Regions from separate parts of the Homo sapiens genome. Here region 1 is linked to region 2. A link is a loop called in an ENCODE intact Hi-C map of the cell type or tissue named here. Cell type or tissue: ascending aorta. All regions are shown on one strand. Links, peaks and the distances in the headings refer to the core of each region. The heading gives the core; the rest is flanking DNA. Region 1 has its middle 10 kb from the start of SUMF1. Region 2 overlaps SUMF1 (sulfatase modifying factor 1).

Evidence for each region. Peaks named below come from ENCODE experiments on the same cell type or tissue, not always from the same donor. Only the 100,000 strongest peaks of a DNase experiment are listed, where the experiment ranks them.
Region 1: a loop joins it to region 2, with 4 times the contacts of the local background. A loop is called at or near these places in 9 of 110 quality-filtered maps.

Annotation. Positions count from the first base shown.
Region 1 is chr3:4,469,680-4,485,629 of GRCh38, reverse strand. No RefSeq gene overlaps it. Among named protein-coding and RNA genes, the nearest start is that of SUMF1, 10 kb to the right of the region's middle. RefSeq lists a silencer at 10,484-10,533. In ascending aorta, for the core only: no CTCF peak of the experiment used is centred there; a DNase peak (open chromatin) is centred at 10,669; H3K4me3 peaks cover 455 bases; H3K27ac peaks cover 2,052 bases.
Region 2 is chr3:4,411,825-4,419,865 of GRCh38, reverse strand. SUMF1 (sulfatase modifying factor 1) reads left to right here. Exons shown (of 9, transcript NM_182760.4): 5 at 1,734-1,856; 6 at 2,624-2,738. It also overlaps the pseudogene MRPS10P2. Among named protein-coding and RNA genes, the nearest start is that of SUMF1, 51 kb to the left of the region's middle. In ascending aorta, for the core only: a CTCF peak has its summit at 2,797; DNase peaks (open chromatin) are centred at 2,125, 2,715 and 3,135; H3K27ac peaks cover 3,709 bases.

The sequences.
Region 1 (15,950 bases), core at 8,207-13,206, 58 kb before region 2:
ATTGTCATCAGCTGATCTCTCATGCCATTTCCCTCCTTGTTTCTTCTTTCAAGTAAGAGTTTGCAGACCTAGCAGTTGTGACCTAGGAAACGGCTGGTGCTGTGGTCCTCTGATCTTCCTTGGTTTCTTCACCACCATCCAGGCACCTGTCCATTCACACTGGAATATTTCTCCATTATAGGCCATATTATCAAGATGATTCTTTGTCATTGAAACATTTATGTTGAATATAACATAGCGAGTCAATGAGGGAAATACCTTCTTCTGAGTAGTTTCTCTGCTCAACTGTCCTCCAAACAAGCCCTTTTATTTCAATTTTTTTTAACTGTGTTACCTCTTAGAAGGAAGAGGGGGAGGAGGAGGAGGAGGCAACAGAAAGTGCATCGATTTTAAAAGTAGTCTAAGTCTTACTCAATACCTGAAATACCTTAAGAAACAGAAAAAGACCGTGGCTCATGCCTGTAATCCCAGCACTTTGGGAGGCCGAGGTGGGCAGATCACTTGAGGTCAGGAATTTGAGACCAGCCTGGCCAACATGGCGAAACCCCGTCTCTACTAAAAATACATTTAAAAAATTTAGCTGGGTGTGGTGGTGCACACCCAGGAGGCTGAAGCAGGAGAATCACTTGAACTTAGGAGGCAGAGGTTGCAGAGAGCCGAGATCATGCCACTGCACTCCAGCCTGGGGAACAGAGTGAGGGTCTATCCAAATAAAAGGAAAGGGGAGGGAAGGGGAAGAGAGGGATGGGGAGGAGAGGGATTGGCTATCTTAAAGCAAATTCTATAAAGATTCTATAAAGATCAGTGTTTATTAGAAAAAAAAAAAAGAAACAGCAAATAGCACTCTTATAATCAAAAATAAATAAGGGTGGTGGCTCATGCCTGTAATCCCTGCACTTCGGGAGGCCGAGGTGGGCAGATCACCTGAAGTCAAGAGCGCAAGACCAGCCTGGTCAACATGGCAAAACCCCATCTCTGCTAAAAATATAAAAAATTAGTAGGTTGTCGTGGCAGGCACCTGTAATCACAGCTACTCGGGAGGCTGAGACAGGAGAATTGCTTTGACCCAGGAGGCGGAGGTTGTAGTAAGACAAGATCACACCATTGCATTCCAGCCTGGGCGACAGAGCGAGATTTCATCTCTATAAATAAATAAATAAATAAAGATATTTAAAAGAAAAAGATTGTTGTTTCCAAAAGAATCTCACTCATAGGCAAATCAAGGCTTTTCTTTCTAAATTTCTGAATATACTCTTTTGAGCCTGAATGAGGAAACATTGTTATAAGGCGTAATGAAAAAATTTCCATGTGGTAATATGTAAATAGATTTGGTCTTTCCAAAAAAGGATACTGTCCCGGCACTTTGGGAGACCAAGATGAGCTTGAGCCCAGGAATTCAAGACCAACCTAGGCAACATAGTGAGACTCTCTCTCTACAAAATAAAAAATAAAAACATTAGCCCAGTGTGGTGGCACAAACCTGTAGAACCATCTACTCGGGAGGTTGAGGCTGCAGTGAGCCATGATTATGCCACTGCACTAGTCTGGTCAGAAGAACAAGATTTTGTTCCAAAAAAACAAGGGGGGGTGGGATTTGTTAATCATTTTTAACTTCTGTATTATTGAACACTCATTTGGCCTTCAGAAAAAGCAAAATGGGCCTGGTACAGTGGCTCCTGCCTGTAATCCCAGCACTTTGGGAAGCCAAGGTAGGTCGACTACTTGAGGTCAGGAGTTTGAGACTAGCCTGGCCAACATGATGAAACCCCATCTCCACTGAAAATACAAAAACTACCCGGGCATGGTGTCAGGCGCCTGTAATCCCAGCCATTCGGGAGGCTGAGGCAGGAGAATCACTTGAGCCTGGGAAGCAGAGGTTGTAGTGAGCCGAGATAGCGCCACTGTACTCTAGCCTGGGCGACAGAGTGAGAGTCCATCTCAAAAAAAAAAAAAAAAAAAAAAAAAAGTTTAAGTCCATCTGGTTTTGGAAATCTTCACTTGGTTAGAGAAGTAGGGTGAGAAGTTGCTATTATTAGATTGGTACAAAAATAATTGCAGATTTCACCATTACTTTCAATGGCAAAAACACAATTACTTTTGCACCAACCTAAAAAAATAGAAAATCTTTGTATTATGTTTGTTGTCTTCACTTTTTTTTTTAAAGGAAGAATGTGTACATTCTGACCCCAAATCAGTATTAGAAACTAGGTTCTCAGATTAAATTGGCCTTTATTTCTCTTCCACTTAAATTATTTTCAGAGCATATCACAAGGGAAGAGGCACCAACGTTAAAAAGAAAAGGGAAAAAAAGACTTCTTATAATGTTAACCTATTTTAGAATGATGTTTTGAAGCAAAAGAGTGGCACTTGGTAACATATTAATCCATACCACAAGGTAAAGTAAAAGGAAAAACAGTTTTCATGTGTTTCATGGAATAACTCTTAATGAGTAAGTAAATTGATTAATTGTGGTATTAAATTATGAGTCACATTTTGTGTTACTATCTCATTTAAAATGCAATAGAGGCTGGGTGATGTGGCTCAAGCCTGTAATCCCAGCAGTTTGGGAGGCTGAGGCGAGTGGATCACTTGAGGCCAGGAGTTCGAGACCAGACTGGCCAACATGGTGAAACCTTGTCTCTACTGAAAATACAAAAAATTAGCCAGTCATGGTGGTGGGTGGCTGTAATCCCAGCTACTCAGGAGGCTGAGGCAGGAGAATTGCTTGAACCGGGGAGGCGGAGGTTGCAGTGAGCCGAGATGGCACCACTGCACTCCAGCCTGGGAGACAGAGCACAACCCTGTCTCAAAAAAAAAAAAAAAAAAAAAAAAAGCAATAGAAACAGAAAAATTCTTGGTGAAATAAGGAAACAGTTGAGTTTGTCTTAAAGGTCTATTTTGGATGAAAGAAATCATGGACCTCTATCATTACTCCATAAGGAAGAAGCCTGTTCAGGAAGTGTAGAAGACTTTTTGCTTGTAGGATGATATACTCTTCTAGAGAAGTATATTTAGCAAATATTGGCATACATAAAGCACACAATAATAAAGAGATTTGGATAGAATTTAGAATGCACATGTGGATTTCAGGATAATTTTCAACACTATGCCTTTTTATTCTGTTGGTTCTTGGGTTCTTATCGCAATGCCTGGCACATAGTGGATACTTTACATATGTATTTATTGTATGGACATGTGCAGTCAATATATTTCTGGGTCTCTAAAGTGATAATGAAGATCCTTAAAATATTATAAACAAACTAGGTGACCCTGGTTATTTAATATTCAATTATATATATTAAGCAAAATTCATTCACTTAGAAATTTTAATTAAGTTAAGATATAGCCAGCTGGGTGCAGTGGCTCATGCCTGTAATCCCAGCACTTTGGGAGTCTGAGGCAGACTGCTTGAGCCTAGGAGTTTAAGACCAGCCTGGACAACGTGGTGAAATACCATCTCTACAAAAAATGCAAAACTTAGCCAGACACAGTGGCACATGCCTATAGTCCCAGCTACTGGGGAGGCTGAGGTGGGAGGATGGCTTGAGCCTGGAAGGTCAAGGCAGCGGTGAGCCATGATTGCACAACTGCACTCTAGTCTGGGTGACAGAGCGAGACCCTGTCTCAAAAAAAAAAAAAAAAAAAAAGACATAGCCAATACTAACTAGTAAGTTATCTATATCCTAGACAGGCCAGACTTCAAGAAGTTTACCATGCCCATAAGTACAGTAGACTCAAAGTGCCTAGATTTTCCCTCTCCTAGGTATCTGTCTACCCAAGAGAAATGAAAACGTACATCCACACAAAAGCTTGTACACAAATATTCATAGCAGCCTTATTCATAATAGGTAAAAAGTGGACAGAAATGTCCATCAACTGATAAATAAACAAAACATGGAGTATCCGTTCAATGGTATATTATCTAACTATAAAAACTGAACTACAGATATATGCTATATAACATGGATGAACTTTGAAAATATTATGCTAAGTGGGGGCCGGGCACGGTGGCTCACTCCTGTAATCCCGTAACCCCAGCACTTTGGGAGGCTGAGGCCGGTGGAACACCTGAGGTCAGGAGTTCGAGACCAGCCTGGCCAACATGGTGAAACCCCGTCTCTACTAAAAATACAAAAATTAGCTGGGCATGGTGGCAGGCGCCCGTAATCCCAGCTACTCGGGAGGCTGAGGCAGGAGAATCGCTTGAACCCGGGAGGCGGAGGTTGCAGTGAGCCGAGGTTGTGCCCCTGGGGGACAAGAGTGAGACTTCGTCTCAAAAAAAAAAAAAAAAAGAAAATATATTATGCTAAGTGAAAGAAGCCAGTCACAAAAGGTCATTTATTCTATGATTCCATTTATATGAAATGTCCAGAATAGACAAATCCATAGAGACAGAAAGCAGATTAGTGGTTGCCTAGGGCTGGTTGGTGGAGAGGGTACTGGGAAGAAATGAGGAAAATTGCTAAAGGGGATGGGATTCCTTGTTGAGGTGATGAAATTGTTCTGAAATGGATTGTGATGATGATTGTAAACACTGTATTCAAAAAAAGCATTGAATTGTATACTTTATATGGGTGAATTGCATAGCATATTAATTTTTCTTTTTTCAGACAGGGTCTCACTCAGTCTCCCAGGCTGGAGTACAGTGGCATGATCACAATTCACTGTTGCCTCGACCTCCTGGCTCATGTGATCATCCAGCCTCAGCCCCCAACTCAGTAGCTGGGACTACAGGTGTTCACCACCACACCTGGCTGATTTTTTAATTGAAGCCCAGGCTTATCTGGAACTTCTGGAATCAAGCCATTCTCCTGCCACAGCCTCCCAAAGTGCTGTAATCACAGGCATAAGCCACCACCCTCAGCCCAATTATTTATCAACGAAGCTGTTACCAAAAAACAAAAAAGTTGGATCTGAATCCTGGGATTTGCCATTTACTAGTTTAGGTAAATTGCTTATGTGAGAAGGGACCAATATAGTTTCTACCTCACTGGATTGTTGCTATAAAGAGAAAATCCTGGTAAAAAGCCTCTAACTTAAAAAGCAAAAATAAGTAGTAGCTATTATTATTATTATTATTATTATTATTATTATTGACAGAGTCTGGCTGTATTGCCCAGGCTGGAGTACACTGGCACAATCTTGGCTCACTGCAGCCTCTGCCTCCTGGGCTCAAGTGATCTTCTTGCCTCAGCCTTCTGAGTAGCTGGGACTACAGGCGCATGCCACCATGCTCAGCTAATTTACAGATTTTTTTTTTGTATAGATGAGGTCTCACTATATTGGTCAGGCTGGTCTAGAACTCCTGGACTCCAGGCTATTATTAATTAATTGTTAAAGGACATTGGTCCATTCACAGACCACTCTGCTTTATTTTGTACCATTTAGGGTGCATCTCAGGCCCCATGCTTGACAACCTGCAGCATTGCCTTATGTAAAATATGCCCTGGGTCAATGAAATTCCTGCTCTTTAGATTTAAGTGGTGAAACAGAGACTAGGGCAAATGACTGTGAGGCCTGAATTTTCGGTCATAGGGGTTGGATGAGCAACAAGCAAATTGTCGTGGTGAAGGAGCAGAAGTAACCATGAAGCAACGGAGAAAGATAGGTAGGTAGTGAGAGGAGAACACAGACGCCATGGAGAAGGAGAAATTCTGTGAGTGATGTCCCGGTGTACAGTCCCGAAAATTGTCTGAATTCCTGGTAATTTACAGATCCAACCCCGAGGCATTTGGAGGATCGCAATATGCCACCACCATTGTGTGAGGTGCCACCACCAGACTGCAGAGGTTCAAGACCCACATTCAAACCTCAGTTTACCACACCACCTACTAGCCTTCTGACTTGGGCAAGTCATTTAAACTCTCTGAGCCTCGCTCCCCTAATCTGTCCAACTGGCATCATGATAGAACTTCCTTCATAGGATTGTTGAAAGAACCACATGAAATCTAAGTGCTCAGCACATAGTAAGTACCAATAAATGAGAACTATTATTAATTAATACTACAGTCTATTTTTATTAATGTGTCTTTACTCCTTGCAAGCAAAGATACTTAATTAAATAGCTGGTTATACAAAGTTATTCGCAATGCGAAGTCTTTTGATTGAAAAGTGACATTTATAAAAGGATGCTTGATAATGAAAATTGTAGAAATGTTAGTGATCTACTCAATCCCTTCTTGCACTGATAAGGAACTGACACCTGAAGAGCCTTCCAGATCACACAACCAAAGACAGACTATGCTGGGATGAGAGGCTGAGCTTCCTGACCCCAGGCTTGAGTTCAGTCTGTTGACTCTCAGATTACTGGGATTTAAACTACTAAATAAATTTAGCAAACTTTTCTATCTATTCGCTTTACCAGTTATTTATTTATTTATTCATTCATTCATTCTTTCATTCATTTTTTGAGACACATCCAGGCCGGAGTGCAGTGGCGCAATCTTGGCTCAGTGCAACCTCCACCTCCAGGGTTCAAGGATTCTCATGCCTCAGCCTCCAGAGTAGCTGGGACTACAGACGCGTGCCACCACACCTGGCTAATTTTTGTATTTTGTAAATTTTGTATTTTTAGTAGAGACGGGCTTTTACCATGTTGGCCAGGCTGGTCTCAAACTCCTGACCTCAGGTGATCCACCTGCCTTGGTCTCCCAAAGTGCTGAGATTATAGGCGGGAGCCACTGCACCCAGCCTAGTTCTTTATTTAAAAAAATTTTTTTAAACAAAAGGCATGATTAAAGTCCTAATGCTACTTAGTGTATTATATGTTATGTTATAATAAATTCACTGTTTATTACAGTAGAGTTTTATTCCACTGGGTTATTGTCCATTGATATGCCCAATTGTCACCAGGAAAGAGACACTTTTCCATGGGGGAGATCACAAGCCTGTCCTAGTTTCCCAGTGACCTACCCTGTTCTGCTGCTGCTGTGATCCAGAGAATGAACTCCTCATAGTGGAAGGAAAATGGGGTCCTTCAGGTGGCTTTTTCTTTTTTCACATAATGATAATACCAATTATCCCAGAACAAGGAGGAGAAAAAAACCCAGTTCTTACTTTCTTGTCAGATTTCCCAGAGGAAAGAGCATGGCATAGTTCCTTTTTCTTCTCCGAAATTATTTCCAAATTAGTTTGCTCCTGGCCCAGTTTACGTCTATTCATTTCTGTAGCCATTGCATCACACCCAAATGAGTTTCCTCTTTCTATTGTTCGACAAATTTTCACAAAATATTTGAAAATTTTCTGCTTCCTCTTCATTCTGTTTTGTGGGTAAAGCATTATATTCAGACTCTTTCCTCTGGGAGTCCTTTGAGTTACAAAGTTAAATGACATTCCATGGGCAGGAGACTTGGAGAAAGCTCTCACTGTTGTGAGGTGAGCGGTTTGTGAGCGGACATTTATCATCCCTGTTGGCTTATCCATGGGTGTGCCTCTGGGTGCCTTGTACGCTACTTAAGAACTTGTCATTAATTATAATAATGGTAACACATTATAATAGAAACTATTAAGGTCTTACTATGTGCTAAGTCCTTCACATAGATCATCATATTTAATCCTCATCACAATCCTAGGAGGCGGGTTTTATTTACTCTATTTGATAGATGAAGAAAATTAAGAATTCCAAAATTTAAGTAAGCCGCCCAAGATCATTCAACCTGGAAGCAGCAAGGATGGCCTGAATCCTAAACTCTTATCCACTATTTCCATGGTGCTCAAATGGTAGTCCTCAGACCAGCAGCAAATCAGCACTACCTGGGAAACTGAAAGAAATGCAAATTCTTGGACTGGGCAGTGGCTCATCACCTGTAATCCCAGCTCTTTGGGAGGTCAAGGCAGGAGGACTGCTTGAGGCCAGGAGTTCAAGACCAGCCCAGGCAACAGAATGAGACTCTCCATCTCTGTAAAAAAATTTTTAAAAATTAGTTGTGCATAAGGCTGCACAGTGAGCTATGACTGTGCCACTGTACTTTAGCCTCTGTGACAAAGTGAGACTCTGTCTTTAAAAAAAAACAAACAAACAAAAAACAAATTCTCAACCTGCACCTCAAATCTACTGAATTAGAAATTCCCAGGGTGGGGACCAGCAATCTATGTTCCAACCAGCCCTCCAGGTGATTGATGGATGCTGAAGTTAGAGAATTAATTGCACCTTGCTATGCTTTACATGCACAAAGACCACACATGTAACCAGAGAACTATAAAGATTGTCTGGGAAATGACTCCAAAAACTTTGTGTTTTTGGCCAGGAACTTGCTGGGACCCGAGGTTTCCTATCTCTCAGTGGGAGGGCTGAGAACCCCATGGTGTTTCAGAGACTCCCCTGGTATCTCCAAGTCAGGACAGTTAGCATTTCTCAAAATTCCCATTAACGCTGACATCTGAACTCAGACTATCTGTGCCTGAGCCCCAAATGGTTATCACCACCTCTACCCCATGCAAGACCACTCTCCCACTTTCCTGGCAAAAAGGGAGCATGGTGAGAGGTTGAGGGGCAGAGTCCCTCCTCTGGTCACAGTCCCACTGTGGTCCAGCTGTGTCATAGCCAAAGCACATTACCTGACTCCCCAAAGGATGCCAAGAGGATGGAGGGCACACATCTATTGACCCTTTTGCCTCTGAATTCCAGCCTGCACCTAGTGATGATGGTGGAACTGAAATATTTGGATTAGTTTCCCCTTGCTGCCATTACAAATGATCACAAACTTAGTTGCTTAAACAATACAAATGTATTATCTTACAGTTTCATAGGTCAGAAGTCCAATCTGAGGCTCATTAGGCCAAAATCAAAGTGTTATCAGGGTTGTGTTCCTTTCTGGGGGCTCTAGAGGAAAATGTTCCTTTGCCTTGCCCAGCTTGTGACAGCCACCCACATTCCTTGGCCCTTGGCTTCCTTCCTCCATGTGCAAAACCAACAATGTTGCATGTTTCTGACCATTGTTCCATGCTTTCTGACCACATTGTTGCATCTTGCTGACCACAGCCAGGAGGGGTTCTCCTGCTTATAAGGACTCTTGTGATGACGTTGAGACCTTCAGGATAATCCAGGTTATCTCCCCATCTCAAGGACCTTAACTGAATCATATCTGCAAAGTCCTTTTTACCATGTAAGGTGGCATATTTACAGGTGAGACAGGAAAAAAAGAGATAATGAATTCATATATTATTTATCAATTAGAGGAATATATAAAGCCATTTTTCCTTTGTTCCAAGACCATTTGCTAAAATATAAACCTCTGCTTTAAAAACATTTTTTTTTTTAGGGAAGAGGAAGTACTACCACATTATAGGCATCCATAGCTCAAAAAATACGTCTAGATTTCAGAACCATAAACTAGGATGGAAATTTGTCTTATAAGCAAAGTAATACCATAATAATCTCATCTAGTGTTTATTTTCCTTCTTATAACTGCCTACTTGATTTCAATGGAGCACTGTTATGAAGTAGGCAAGAAGAAGAAACTCAGGCTTACAGAAGCTTTGTGACTAAACCTAAAGTCCCCTAAATAAATTCCAGGACCCAAAGTCCAGTCTTTGACTCTAACTCTAGGACTCTTTGTATTACACTAGTCAAGACTGCTCTAAGTAGAAGTAAGTCTTCCTGGAAAGAAGTTACTTCCTCACTGAACCCCTAAGCCACCTTAGGGGATCCCCTTAGTCACACATCCCTGGGAAACCACAGAGTAATTACAAGGATTGAGAGTTCACTCCTATGTTAAGCACTAGCTGAGGTCTGAAAAGGTGATGTATATTTGTACCTTCAAATATATACAGGTGCTTCTGATGTGATTTAATATGCAGTTTCCTTTGCTAATGGACTGCCTCACAGCAGCATCTTGACATTCCATTTTCTAAAAAAAAGAACCCTAAACGTAAAACTGCTATTGAATGAACATCTGAAATATATATATATACAAAGACATATATATCTCCTCTCTACAATTGAGCTCTCATTTGTGAAAAAGTTGGGAACCATTTTTCTCCCTCATTTTATCTGACTTCAAACATTGTGATATCTAGGCTCTAAAAGAGACTCATGACTGTGATTTCTTCTATTATTTCTTCCTCTCTCTTTCCAAAGGCACATAAAGCATCTTTCACTTGCTCTAAATTTCTTTTGGTGCCGTTCTGGCTACTTCTCACCCTTCTCTCCAAACACCACTGCCCAGGAACATCAGGAAGACAAACGGTAAGTTTGGAGGAGAATAATTACAGGCTGTACTGGAGTTGTCCATCACAATGCCTGTAATGCTGCTAGCATTGCTAAGAGAAAAGTGCCCCACCCAGCACAGGTAGTAAGGGGTAGAACTAGTGGCTTATTTTGTGAACGCAGTAGTTTGCAAAATGTATGGATTAGCATCATCTTGGAGCTTGTCAGAAATGTGAATTTTTGGGTCCCACCCAAGACGTACTGAATATGGTGGCATCCCCAGCAATCATTGCTTTAAGAAGGCCCCTAAGTGAGTCTGATGCAAGCTACAGGTTTGCCTGACCCAATTGCAACTGATTGGACCAGAAATAGCTACGTGACTCAAATGCAGCTAAAGCATAGGCTTCCTATTGGTCTATGGTGTCTTGTGGTGAGAGAAAGAGGAGCTGGGCAAACCAGGCTTCCCCTTTGTGGCAGGTGAATGGGGAAACAGTGATGCTGAATGAGGCTGTGCAGTAGCATTGAGGCCATGAAGGGTCAGGAACATGCTGGGAACGGGAACTGTGACTAAGCAGAAGCTGTGAAGCCAAAAACAACAATGACAAAAAGACAACGAGGAGGGGGGAGGAAGGCAAGCCAACTGGAAGAGAAAAAATAAGTGTGCAGGGAAAAGCAGACCTTGGAGAGCTGGGGAGTGAACCAGGAGAGCAGCAGAGTGAAGTTCAAGAAAGTCCGCTGCTGAGGTCCCAGAGCTGCTGCAGCCTCTAAGCCAACTCCTGGTTCTGTTTTTCACAATGTGCCAGTGCCTTCTGAAACTAATCTTTCTGTTGTCTGCAGCTTCTGTCCTGTGTATTCTTAAAATGTATCTTTTCTTTGCATTTTCTTTAAGGAAGTCTTTCCCCATGCCCTCCACCCCCACCCCAGTGCTTTCAAGGAGTGGGGAAAGTAAGACCAGAAGCATTTGAAAAAGAAAAGGGGGCGGGGCGCGGTGGCTCACGCCTGTAATCCCAGCGCTCTGGGAGGCCGAGGCAGGTGGACCACGAGGTCAGGAAATCGAGACCATCCTGGCTAACACGGTGAAACCCCATCTCTACTAAAAATACAAAAATTAGCCGGGCGTGGTGGCGGGCGCCTGTAGTCCCAGCTACTCGGGAGGCTGAGGCAGGAGAATGGCGTGAACCCGGGAGGCGGAGCTTGCAGTGAGCAGAGATCACGCCACTGCACTCCAGCCTGGGCGACAGAGCGAGACTCCGTCTCAAAAAAAAAAAAAAAAGAAAAAAAGAAAAAGAAAAGAGGAAATGAACAAACCAAAACGAAACATTCTCTGTACATAACTTTCTCCACAGCACAAACTACAGTGCAAACTAGTAAAACTAAAAAGCCTAAATTAATAGGCTTTCCAATCAGATAATTTCACCAATAAAGGGCTCCAAAGACAGTCCAAAGAAAGAACCATATGAAAAATTTTTTTCTACCTCTAATTATTTGGACTTCTCTCTTTTACTCTCTAAGTATAGAGGAAGGTGTCCTTTTTTTTTTTTTTTAAAATACTTTGAAATGCTCAGTTTAGATATTAAATGGGTTGACAATAGAAATAATCATAACTAAAAACTCTTGAGCTATTCTTATGCACCAAGCAATGTTGTATGTCACATGGTTTAAGTTATTTAATGTCATTTTCACAAGGGCAAGAATTCTTTTCTGTTTTTTTTTCACTGATGTATTCTCAGTGCCTGGAATAGTGCTTGGCTACTAGTTGACACTCAATAAACACTTGTCTAATGAATTAATGAGAATCTTCATACAATCCTTGGGTACTATTATATCCATCTTGCAGGCCCTCCTGGATGTAAAAATGGAAAGCCACATTTCAAATGTCTATGTGAGTATAACCCTCCTGGATGTAAAAATGGAAAGCCACATTTCAAATGTCTATGTGAGTATAACACTGTCAGGCAGCAAGTTTCTACTTGGACCAAGACCATGAAGGTTTTTATTCATTGGATGATATATTCATTCATTCAGTAAATATTTACTTAGCACTTATACATACCAAGTGTTGTTCTAGCCATTGAGGTTACAGCATTGAATCCTGAAGATGCTATAGCTGCCCCCATGGGGAGACAGAGGAACAAAAGAAATCATTTCAGATAGTGACAAGAGCTATAAAGACAATAAAGGAGGTGAGGTAAAAGAGCAGAATGGGAAAGGGTTATTTTGCATTTGAGAATCAGGGAAGGTTCCTCTGAGGAGATAAGGTTTGTACTGAGACCTGCATGACAAGAAAGAGCCAGCTTTGAAAAAAGTAGGATATTGCAGGTAGAAGGAACAGCAAGTACAAAGACCCTGAGGTAGGGCTGTGCTTGATGTGTTCCAGGAGCAGTAAGAAGGATACCATGGCCAGAGCATGGTGAGCAAAGGACAATTTGATGGAAGAAGAGATCAGAAAGGAAGGCAGGGGCTAGATCATGGAGGACCTTCTTGGCCACAGTGTGGCAGCCCGGGAGTATGTGCTGAGATTGCTCTTCAAGACAGAACCTGCCTCAAGGTGTACAGTCAATGGAGAGCCCACAGCAGAGCTCTTGTAGGATTGGCCAGTGTTCCAACTGAGGCCACGCTCTTCCTGGGCAGCTCCAACAAATGATTGAACCTGGTGGGAAGAATAGGGTTCACCATTTTGGCTCAATGCATAACTCCTCTAATAAGAAGCCTTTGCTCTGGACTTCTGGTTGACCTGGACTAGACTTTCTCAGTGCAGTACCAGACTCAGAGGCTTTTCCTCCTCCATGTTCCTTCCTGCCTCCCTCCTTCCACAGGTAGGACTTGTATTCAGTTTGGAGGCTTTCCCTTCTGATTCCTTCCTATTCCCTCTCTCCTTGGGGTTTCACAGGTGTGACCCTCCCCCCAACCCCATAGGATTTCTTGCATTTCTTTTTCTTTTTTTTTATTCTTTTTTTTTCTTTTCCTTTTTTCTCTTTTTCTCCTTTTTTCTCTCTTTTTTTTTCCTTTTTTTCCTTTTTAATGTTTTTTTTTCTTTTCTTTTTCTTTTTAGAGGTGAGATCTCGCGGTTACCCAGGTTGGCTTTGAACTCCTGGGCTCAACTGCAACTACAGGTGCACCACCATGCCTGGCTTTCTCTTGCATTTTTAATGACATCTTGGCATCTCTTTTTAAGAGGAACCACACTGACACAATTGGTAGTGTGAGTAGTCTGAGAAAGCAGGTGGTAAAGTGGAGTTTGGGGACTGGGTCACTCACTGCCTGCCTGGTGATAAGGATCCCATCTTGAGTGGGGTTTGATTATTTTTGGGCACAAGGCCCAGCTGCTAAAAATGTTACTGGCAGTGACCTGGGAAAATGTCCAGGTGAAAAGGAACGCCTGTGCCAGCATGCTGACTCAGGAGTTTGAAAAGTGTAGAGGAACAATGAATGCAAGGATAATGGAATTGGCTGGTTATTACCAAGCTGCACTGACCCTCTCTACAAGGGATAATGAGAAACTGAGAGCAGTTAATAAACAGCTGAGAACCAAGTGTGAGAGCCAGAGGGTCTCTTTGGTAGTTTGCAAAGAAGTCTTCTCCTGCCGTGCAAGAGCAGACCCAGCTGAGCGGCAGAACCCAGAGTTCCACCACAGATGTTTGGATGCTCAGCCAAAGTAGATCTCCTATGCTAAATTCAGGAATCTGGTTGGAAAAACATGGGGCCTGGAACCTGAAAAGTGAGGCAGGGACATCTAGGTGGATGGCCCTGTGAAATGTGGCTCTGCAGACTCCTTTGGGACCCCAGAGGGAGCTCGCAGAGGTAGCCTCCCTACTGAGAACCAGTAGTTTCCACATGTGGAAAATACTGCATATACCAGAACTTTTTTTTTTTCCTGCTTAAAAACAACAGCCTCCCACCCCCAAGAAAGTGCCTCTACATCCTCTTGTGGCTGCCAGGTTATAGCCAGGGTCAAGTTTCAGTATAACCTGGCTGAGGGTAGGCTGGGCCTGATAAAGGACAAAGAGATTTTACTCTGAAGGAGGTGGAAGAATGAACTACGTCATGGAGAAATTGGACGGCTCATACATTGTTAGTGGGAATGTAAAATGGTACAGCCACTTTGGAAAAGTCTGGCAATTCCTCAGAAGGTTAAACAAGACCAGGAGTGGTGGCTCACACCTATAATCCCAGCACTTTGGGAGGCCAAGTCAGGAGGATCACTTGAGGCCAGGAGTTCGGGACCAGCCTGGGCAACATAGTGAGACTTCATCTTTACAAAAAAATAATAAAATGACCTGGACGTGGTAGCAGCTTGTGATCCTGCAGGCTGAGGTAGGAGGATTTCTCAAGCCCAGGAGGTTGAGGCTGCAGTGAGCTGTGATCATGCCACTGCACTCCAGCAATCCAGCCTGGGTAGCAGGGCAAGATCCTGTTTTTTTTTTTTTTTTAAACCCAAACCCAAAAGGTTAGAATTTCCATATGACCCAGCAATCCCACTTCTAGTATATATGAAGACAAATGAAAACATGTGCAAACAAAAACTTGTACATGGATGTTCATATCAACATTATTCATCAAACCCAAAAAGTGGAGCCAAGTGTCCTGCACGTGTGAAGTAGATAACATTTTGACTTGTGCCTTTCCTACTCCAAGAGCCTCAGGCAGCATCACTGTCTGAGGGCTTTCAGAATGCCTTATGCATAGGCATATATTCCTACACCACATGACATCTGACCGGGGACCCACTTCACAGTGAAGGAGGTGCAGGGGTAGGCCATGATCACAGAATCCAGTGGTTTTATCCCTTACAATACGAACCCAAAGCAGCTGGCCTCATAAAGGGTGAAAATGGCTTACTGAAAGCACAGCTGAAACGCCAGCTTGGATGCAATTTCCTGCAAAGATGGGGCCATCTATAAGGATGCAGTATACGCCCTCAATTAGAGATGTCAGACTTGTTCCCACGTAGGAAGAATATATAGGTTCCACCAAGAGGTGGAAGTAGAAGTAGCCCCACTTACTATTACTCCTACTGACTTACTGGGATTTTGTTCTCCCATCCCTGCAACTCTGAGCTCTGCAGAGCTGCAGGTCCTGATCCACAAAGGGATGCTGTCTTTCTGTGGACACAACCAGGGTCCCATTGAACTACAAGCCATGGCTACCATCAGGGCACTTTGCATTCCCTGTGTTCAGGAACCAGAAAGCAAGAGAAGCCTCTAACCTGGAGGGAAAATTGATGCTGCTCAGCAGGAAGAGTGTCAGATGTCTTCTCAAAACTGCAGTGGCACCAACTTTCACAGTAAAAGCTTACCAGAACATCCATGACTTGGCCCAATGTTACCTTTCTGTTCTCCTTTCATCCATGACTTGGCCCAATGTTACCTTTCTCATCTCCTTTCCTTTCTTCTCTCCCCCTTGCTCACTCCACTGTAGCCATGCTGAACTCTTTGATGTTCAGTGAGCAGACAAGCTGCTTTCAGGACTGGGGTCTTTCATCCTCCCAGCTTCATGAGATAGAAGGAGCAAGAAAGGCTACAAAATGCAGAAGGAGCTCACACGTGAGACGGAGGGTGAGAGATATTTTATATAATTACACTAATTCGTACGAGCTGATGGCTGAGTTGGACTTTTTACCTCTTAATTTTTAGAACAAGCCTCCTCACTGACAGGAGCAAAATATTAGAGTGGAAAATATTGATGAGAAATCTCTCATCGATCTCATACTCATTGATTATTGACTAAAAAGTTAGCCTGAGACAAAAGAATGATCGTCCTGGAGAACCAACAAAGTTCCATCTTTCATAATGATTAGTAATAG
Region 2 (8,041 bases), core at 1-5,000:
TCTTAATTAGTGGCCTCTTTCTCTCCTCATTTGGCTTGTCAAAGAGTTGCCTCTTCCCAGTTTCCCTGCTCCTTTTGAGAGGCCTATTCCAAACCTCATGACATGTTTAATCTTTACATTCTGTTTCCATTATTAGCGGGTCTATGAGGAAGAAGACGTCTGTCTTATGGATAAGTAATTGTGTCCTCCCAGGTTGCCACTGTGGAAGCCCAGGCCTTGGGTATAGGATTCACATGATCTTGAGTTCCAGATTGGAATTCTTTGAAGCCACCATCTAACTGGAAAACCACAGAGAGCCAAGTCGGTCAGCAAGTCTCCAGGGTGGCAAGGAAATAATTATCTCAAGCAAAAATAGAGTAACACTTTAAACCCTGGAGATTGAGCAAGGTTTGGGTTAGGACTCAGCATCTCAGCAGCCCAAGAAACCTGCTCTCCTAACCTAATTTTTCAGATGCAGTTTTTAAGTCTCTATTTTTAACAACATTCCTGGTTATTGCCCTTATTGTCGGGGAGCTGCGAGTATAGGAAGTTCAGCTTTAGGGATATAGCCCCTTGACAAATGTCAAACATCTTTCAAAGCCTCAATTGGAAGCCGCTGTGCTGCAATTAGGCTTCGAGGTGGAAAGTCATAGGATTCCTGGGTTTCTCAGGTGGACTTGGCTTCTTAGCTCCCAGTTAATATCTGCTTTCCTGAATTTAGTAACAGAGGAAAATGCTAAGGGAGGAAGGAAAACCCAAAAGGGGAATGTATGTTATCCATGCAGTCAACACCGATGGATCTTCTGAGAAGAGTACCTCTGTTGTCTGTGCTGGAAACAGTGACTGGCACATGATAGGTACTCAGTAGATGTTTGTTGAAAGAATAAATGAAAGGCCTGGTGTAATTACTGTGGGGAATTCAAAGGTGTATAAGGAATGGACTAGGAATTTGTAGCCCACTTTTAAAAAAGTGAGCAGGGAATTCAGCCAAAGCCATCTAGTGCTGGGTGAATGAGTCTATCCCCTTTTTCTCAGTTTTTTTTCCCCAAACTTCCACACCCTTTATACCCTCAGGAAAAAAAGACCGGCCTCTTGTAGAGGAAAAGTAGAAAGACACAGAATTGAAAGCCAAGGGTCACAGGTTGGGTTCTCTGGAAACAGAGGCTGAAACAGAGTTTAGGATGCAGAATGTTAGGGCCCCACACCTGTAGAAAGCAGGGGCCAGAGCAGGACTGGGCAGAGGGAGAAGTCAAAGCCACAATGCAGGTCCAACCAAGCTCCACCCAACACAGGGGCCTCTAGGGTGTATATGGCCCATAGGTTGAGCCACTGTAGGCTGAAATGGCTGGCTCTGTATGCCCCTGCTGTGGTTGGTTAGTCACTGGTTTCTCTGAGATGGCTGTCAGCTCTGCTGAACCCCAAAGGAGCTGAAAGCTCCTGCTGGCCCTCCTAGCAGCTGGAGTATCTCCGCATCTGCCATACCAATGACATTCTGTGGGAATCCGAGCCTACAAAGTGAAGAAATGTTTTGAGTCTAGTTCCCAGTGGAACTGTAACCCATTTGGGAGCCTGGGTTGTCAGAAACCGTTGGTGGAGCATGACAGATGTAGCATGGCTGGGGTTTGACTTAAGGACCAGGATGACCTCAGTGTCACAGATTGAACTGAGGGGGATTATGGGCGCTTTGCTGAAGCCAGCTCCTGCTTCTTGTTCTGATTGGTGTCACTTTTCATTCTACTTTTGCTCTTCCCCAGGCCGGATCATCCAGTTCTCCATGTGTCCTGGAATGATGCGGTTGCCTACTGCACTTGGGCAGGGAAGCGGCTGCCCACGGAAGCTGAGTGGGAATACAGCTGTCGAGGAGGCCTGCATAATAGGTATTTAGAGGATCTCATTTTGCCTGACAATATGTTGGTCATTTGAACAAACAAACAACAACAAAAAACTCCATGGAACTTACTTTGGTTAGAAAGTTAATAACGACAATAATTCTTTTTCTTATTTTTCCACGAAATTACTTAGAAGACACTGGAGAATGGGTCACAAATCTTTTATCACCCCTAAACCAAGTGTCTGGCCAAGTGGGCTCCCTCCAGCCCCAAAGCAAGTCTTAGCAATTCAACCCCCTTGAGTTACATATCACTGCTTAGAACTTCTTGGCAGACTGCCCTGCTTTTAGCATTTTCTTATTTTAGGCATCTCCTGAAGCAGCGGTATGTCTCTGCTTCTAGAGCCATGAGACAGAAAACTCATGTTGGGTTCACATCTTCTAGGAAAGGCTCCTTAAAATAGCCCAGGCTTTATAAAAAAGTGTGGTGTGGTGGTGCCTGATCACACTACCATATAAGTCCAAAATGAGGTCTACTCTCCCAGCTTTCTATAAGTCCTTCTTTTAGTTTTGTGATTTATTTCAGGCCTCCTGAGTACCTGGGCAAGACTGAGGCTGTTGTGGACGTGACATGAGAAGTTATAAGGAAATTGAAAATAAATCCTGATTAAAAGCTTTATTTATTTATATATATATTTTAACTGGCTCACTCAGAACAAGCAAGCAATGTTCTCTTTTTCATTGCATCCCTTCTCTTGACTTTCATCCAAAACCTGTGCCTGTTTGACAGGCTGATGCCTGTGTCTCTTCTGACAGACTTTTCCCCTGGGGCAACAAACTGCAGCCCAAAGGCCAGCATTATGCCAACATTTGGCAGGGCGAGTTTCCGGTGACCAACACTGGTGAGGATGGCTTCCAAGGAACTGCGCCTGTGAGTAATGAGACCTCTGCAGGAGGGTGGCAGCTGCTGAGAACTGAGGCTCCCAGTAGACATGGGGTGAAAGGCATTGCTCACTTTGTGACTCACACGGTGTTCCCTTCGTGTATGCATTCACTGTTGCACGTAGCAAATACTAATAATTAAACAGATTTTCTTTTTGTATAATGGATTTCCCTTTCTGATTCCATAATACTTACTGTAGATTATTTGGAAAAATGAGAAGACTATAAAGGAGAAAGCTAAACTGTCCTGGAATTCTACCACCCAGAAATAATACCTGTTAGCATATTGGTGCATTTCTTCCCCATTTGTTCTCTGTGTTGATGATGCTAATAATGGCGTGTAGTTATTGAGTGCTTGCAATGTGCTGGGCATTGTGCGCCAAGGCATTTGCATGAATTGTCTCATTTACTGTCCATTCAACTCTGTAAGGTAGGTACTATTATCCCCATTTTCCAGGTGAGCATTCTGAGGCACAGAGAGGTTAACTAACTTGCTCAAGGTTACACAGCTGGAAAGCGGCACAGCTGGAATTTGAACCAGGTCGGTTTATTTCCAAAGCCCATGCTCTTAACTACCGTATTTGCCAGCATATGTGTTTCTGGTGTATATGTATCATATTTTTTTACATATTGCATTTAGGTAAGACTGGATACAGTATTTAAAATCCTACTATTTTTTCCTGCCTATATCAGAAACGTTTCATCTGTCATTAGCAGTATGCCACAAATACATTGTCTTTCAGCAGCTGGATAACCTGTCATAAATAAACCCCAATGTATTTACTGGAAACAGGTTATTTCTGTTTTTTTTTTCTACAGTGAACATCTTGTACATAAATATTAACCTACGTCTTTGATGATTTTTGAAAGATAGATTAGATTCCCAGCAGTGAAATAATTCAAAGTCTAGAAAACTTTCTGGGTAAGAGTTTCAGATATATGGCCAAACTGTTTTCCAGAATGCTTGGGGCATGTTTTCCTCTATTGGTGTATAAGAAATCTTTTCTCACCGTTCTTTTGCTGGCATAATCATATACTCATAAAGCCATGTCTTAGTCTTAGTCCCTTTGTGCTACTGTAAGAAAATACTACAGACTGGATAATTTGTAAACAACAGAAATTTATTTCTTGCAATTCTGGAGGCTGGGAAGTCTAAGACCAAGGCAGCAGCATGATTGATGTCGGCTGCATCCACCAGAAGGGACTAATGCTGTGTCCTCCCCTGGCAGAAGGCAGAAGGCGGGCAAAAGAGCACTCACTTCAACCTTGAGCCATTTTATTTACTTATTTATTTATTTATTTTTGAGATGGAGTCTCACTCTGTCACTCAGGCTGTAGTGCAGTGGTGTAATCTTGGCTCACTGCAACCTCTGTCTCCTGGGTTCAACCAATTCTCCCATTTCAACCTCCCGAGTAGCTGGGACTACAGGTGCACACCACCACACCTGGCTAATTTTTGTATTTTTAGTAGAGACAGGGTTTTACCATGTTGGCCAGGCTGGTCTTGAACTCCTGACTTCAGGCGATCCTCCCGCCTCAGCCTCCCAAAGTGTTGGGATTATAGGCATGAGCCACCGCACCTGGCCCTTTGATGATTTTTTAAAGATAGATTCCCAGCAGTGAAATGATTGAGTCAAAGGTTAGAAAACTTTTCTTGGTAAGAGTTTCAGATATATGGTTGAATTATTTTCCAGAACACTTGGGGCATGTTTTCCTTTATGGGTGTACAAGAGTTCCTTTCTCACCATTCTTTTGTTGGCATAATCATATGCTCATTTGAAATGAGCTCCATTCCAAAGACACAGGTGATGGCTTTTGTGGCCCTCATTTGGACAAGACCGTGATAATCATTTCTTTTATTTTTCTGTCTGTTTTTTTTTTTTTTTTTTTGAGATGGAGTCTTACTCTGTTGCCGAGGCTGGAGTGCAGTGGCGTGATCGTGGCTCACTCCAACCTCCGCCTCCTGGGTTCAAGTGATTCTCCTGCCTCAGCCTCCTTAGTAGCTAGGATTATAGCTGTGCACCACAATATCTGACTAACTTTTGTATTTTTAGTAGAGACAGGATTTCGCCATGTTGGCCAGGCTGGTAGGTGATCCTCCCGCCTTGACCTCCCAAAATGCTGGGATTACAGGCATGAGCCACTGCGCCTGGCCTGTGATAAGCATTTTTGATGAACCAAACGAATGATATAAGTGCCTGTTCATTTTAACAAAAGGCCATGACAGGGTTTTCTTGGACAGTTATGCATATTTGACAGCACTTGCAGCTACAGTTTCTTTTCTATTTAATTACATGAGCTACCAAGGAATATAGAGCCATTTACTCTTCTAAAATCAGTGTACCTTTTCAAAAAATACAATGTTCAATATGAAATAAGGACACTCTACAGATGTTTAGAATTGGAATATTTGACTGAAAGTTCAGCATATGTGTGGGAAATTGACCTGAAGAAGTTGCCATGGAAGTTACTAAAACAGATTAGAACATTTACTGGGAGTCCTAAAGGAACCAATTTGACAAACAGGACTAGAGGAGAAAGCAAGCAAGCCAGCCAGAGAGAGACAGCTGCCATCTGTGTTTAGAATGAGTCTTAATGAGATCTCTATCTTATGGCAATCGTTTACACGTAGTATCTCAAGTCCACCTAAGCTGCTCTTTTGTGTCCACATGCTCTGGTCAACTGGAGCAGGAATTTAACTTTGATAATGAGATGGACTACAGGGAAATAGCTCCCTGACCTGATATTTCATGTATTTATTATTTCAGGTCTCATTTTATTTATTTGAGACAGGGTCCTGCTCTGTTGCCCAGGCTGGAGTGCAGTGGCATGATCACAGCTTACTGCAACCTCAGCCTCCTGGGCTCAAGTGATTTTTCCACCCCAGCCTTCCAAGTAGCTGGGACTACAGGTGCACACCATCATGCCCAGCTAATTTAAAAATTTGTTTGGGGCCAGGTGCGGTGGCTCATGCCTGTAATCCCAGCACTTTGGGAGTCTGAGGCAGGTGGATTGCCTGAGCTCAGGATTTTGAGACCAGACTGGGAAACACAGTGAAACCCCGTCTCTACTAAAATACAGAAAAATTAGCCGGGCGTGGCAGCATGCACCTGTAATCCCAGCTACTCAGGAGGCTGAGGCAGGAGAATTGCTTGAACCCAGGAGGCAGAGATTGCAGTGAGCCAAGATCAGGCCACTGCACTCCAGCCTGGGTGACAGAGTGAGACTCTATCTTAAAAAAAAATTTTTTTTTTGTGGAGGTGAGGTCTCATTGTGTTTCCCAGATTGGTCTTGAACTCCTGTCCTCAAGCTATCCTTTTTCCTCAGCCTCCCAAAGTGCTGGGATTACTGGCATGAACCACCACACCCAGCTAGACCTGATTTTATACTGAGCAAACTATTTTGACCACAGTGAGACTAAAGAATTTACATTTTGCCATTCTGCTTGTTACACAATGATTAATTTTGGCTTTAACGCATATCAGCTTATTCATCTGAAAATGTGCCAGGAGTATTCTCATATACATTTGTTTGCTTTTGAGGTTCCTGAGAGGAAGCTTTAGTTAGTAGATTGGTTTAATAGCAGGCAGTTAACATTTTTATTTTCCTTAGTGGCATACTCACCTATGGTAATTTTAGGGGTGGTGACCTCCACATTCTACTTCACTTAAACATCAAATTATTTAAGGTGGGTAAAGAAAAAAATACCCAAACCCTTGAGTAGGTACTATTATTTTTCCCATTTTACAGACAAAATAGCACCCATATAGGTTAAGTTGCTTGCCTAGTGTTAGCTGTTAACTGTTGGTGTCACTGGGTCTGGTGCCTCATGCTTATAATCCCAGCACTTCGGAAGGCTGAGACAAGAGGTTTGTTTGAGCCTAAGAGTTCAAGACCAGCCTGGGCAACATGAGGAGACCCCATGTCTACAAAAAATTCCAAAAATTAGTCGGTTGTGGTGGTGCACACCTGTGGTCCCAGCTACTCGGGAGGCTGAGCTGAGAGGATCGCTTGAGCCTGGGACGTTGAGGTTGCAGTGAGCTGTGATTGCATCACTGTACTCCAGTCTGGGTGACAGAGCAAGACCCTGTCTAAAAAAAAAATAGTATTGATGCACACATAGGACCTCAGGCAGACTGATTTGAGAGCACCTCCACCTGTGCTCTATAAGTCTGGAAAATGATTCCTTCCTCCAGTGTTTGTTTCATCTGTTTTTGTTTGTTTGTTTGAGACGTAATCTCGCTGTGTCACCCAGCCTGGAGTGCAGTGGTGCCATCTTGGCTCACTGCAACCTCTGCCTCCTGGGTTTAGCAATTCTCCTACCTCAGCCTCCTGAGTAGCTGGGATTACAGGCGTGCACCATGCACCTGCCTGGCTAATTTTTTTGGTATTTTTAGTAGAGACAGGGTTTGACCATGTTGGCCAGGCTAGTCTTGAACTCTTGACCCCAGGTGATCTGCTCACCTTGGCCTCCCAAAGTGCTAGGATTACAGGCATGAGCCACGGCACCTGGCCTGTTTCATCTTTTAACCGCACTTGCTCCTCTGGCTCCTTTCCTTGTATTCCTGAAATAACTGAATTTCTTCTTTTCCTTCCTACCTCTCCCAGCTATTACTCTACCATGCTCTTTTTGATCATCTCCAAATTGTTGAAAAAGTTGTTTATGCCTGTGGCCTCTTCGTTCTCTTTTGAACTCTGAGCCCTATTTGAAATCTGCCCAGACAACTCTACTTTTGTAAAGGAGAATGCCTTCAGCCAGAAGCTTCTCTCTCTTGCGAGTTTCTCTGACATTTTATTTCCCTCTCTTACCCTACTCATCCCATTCTGCATTTCAGAGTTGGATTTTGAGTTTTGGGTATATTCTTTTTTTCTCCCTCATTAAACTAGTTGAGGTCATTCATTATTTGTTATTGAAGCCCTCACTGTCTTTAGTCACTGTGCATGGAATTACTGAATGAATCAATGAATAAATACTGCTGTTTCCATAATGATTGCTGATTTTGGAAGCAGTGTGGTGAGAATTTTCAGCTTTCCAACTCATCCAGATTAAGTTCTTTTCACACTAGCTTCGTGACTTTGATTGGAGTGCTCTGAATTGCCCAAGCATCAGATGCTTCCATATTCATGGGTAGATGTGAAACCATCTGAAGCCACAGGGAATGAATTTTAGTTTATTCATTCCTTCCATTCTACTTCATTTAGTCTGGAAAAAGCATGGATTTACAAAAAGATTTTTAAACCCCCAAGGATTACTTGATATACATATATATTTTTTTCATTTTAAAAATGAAA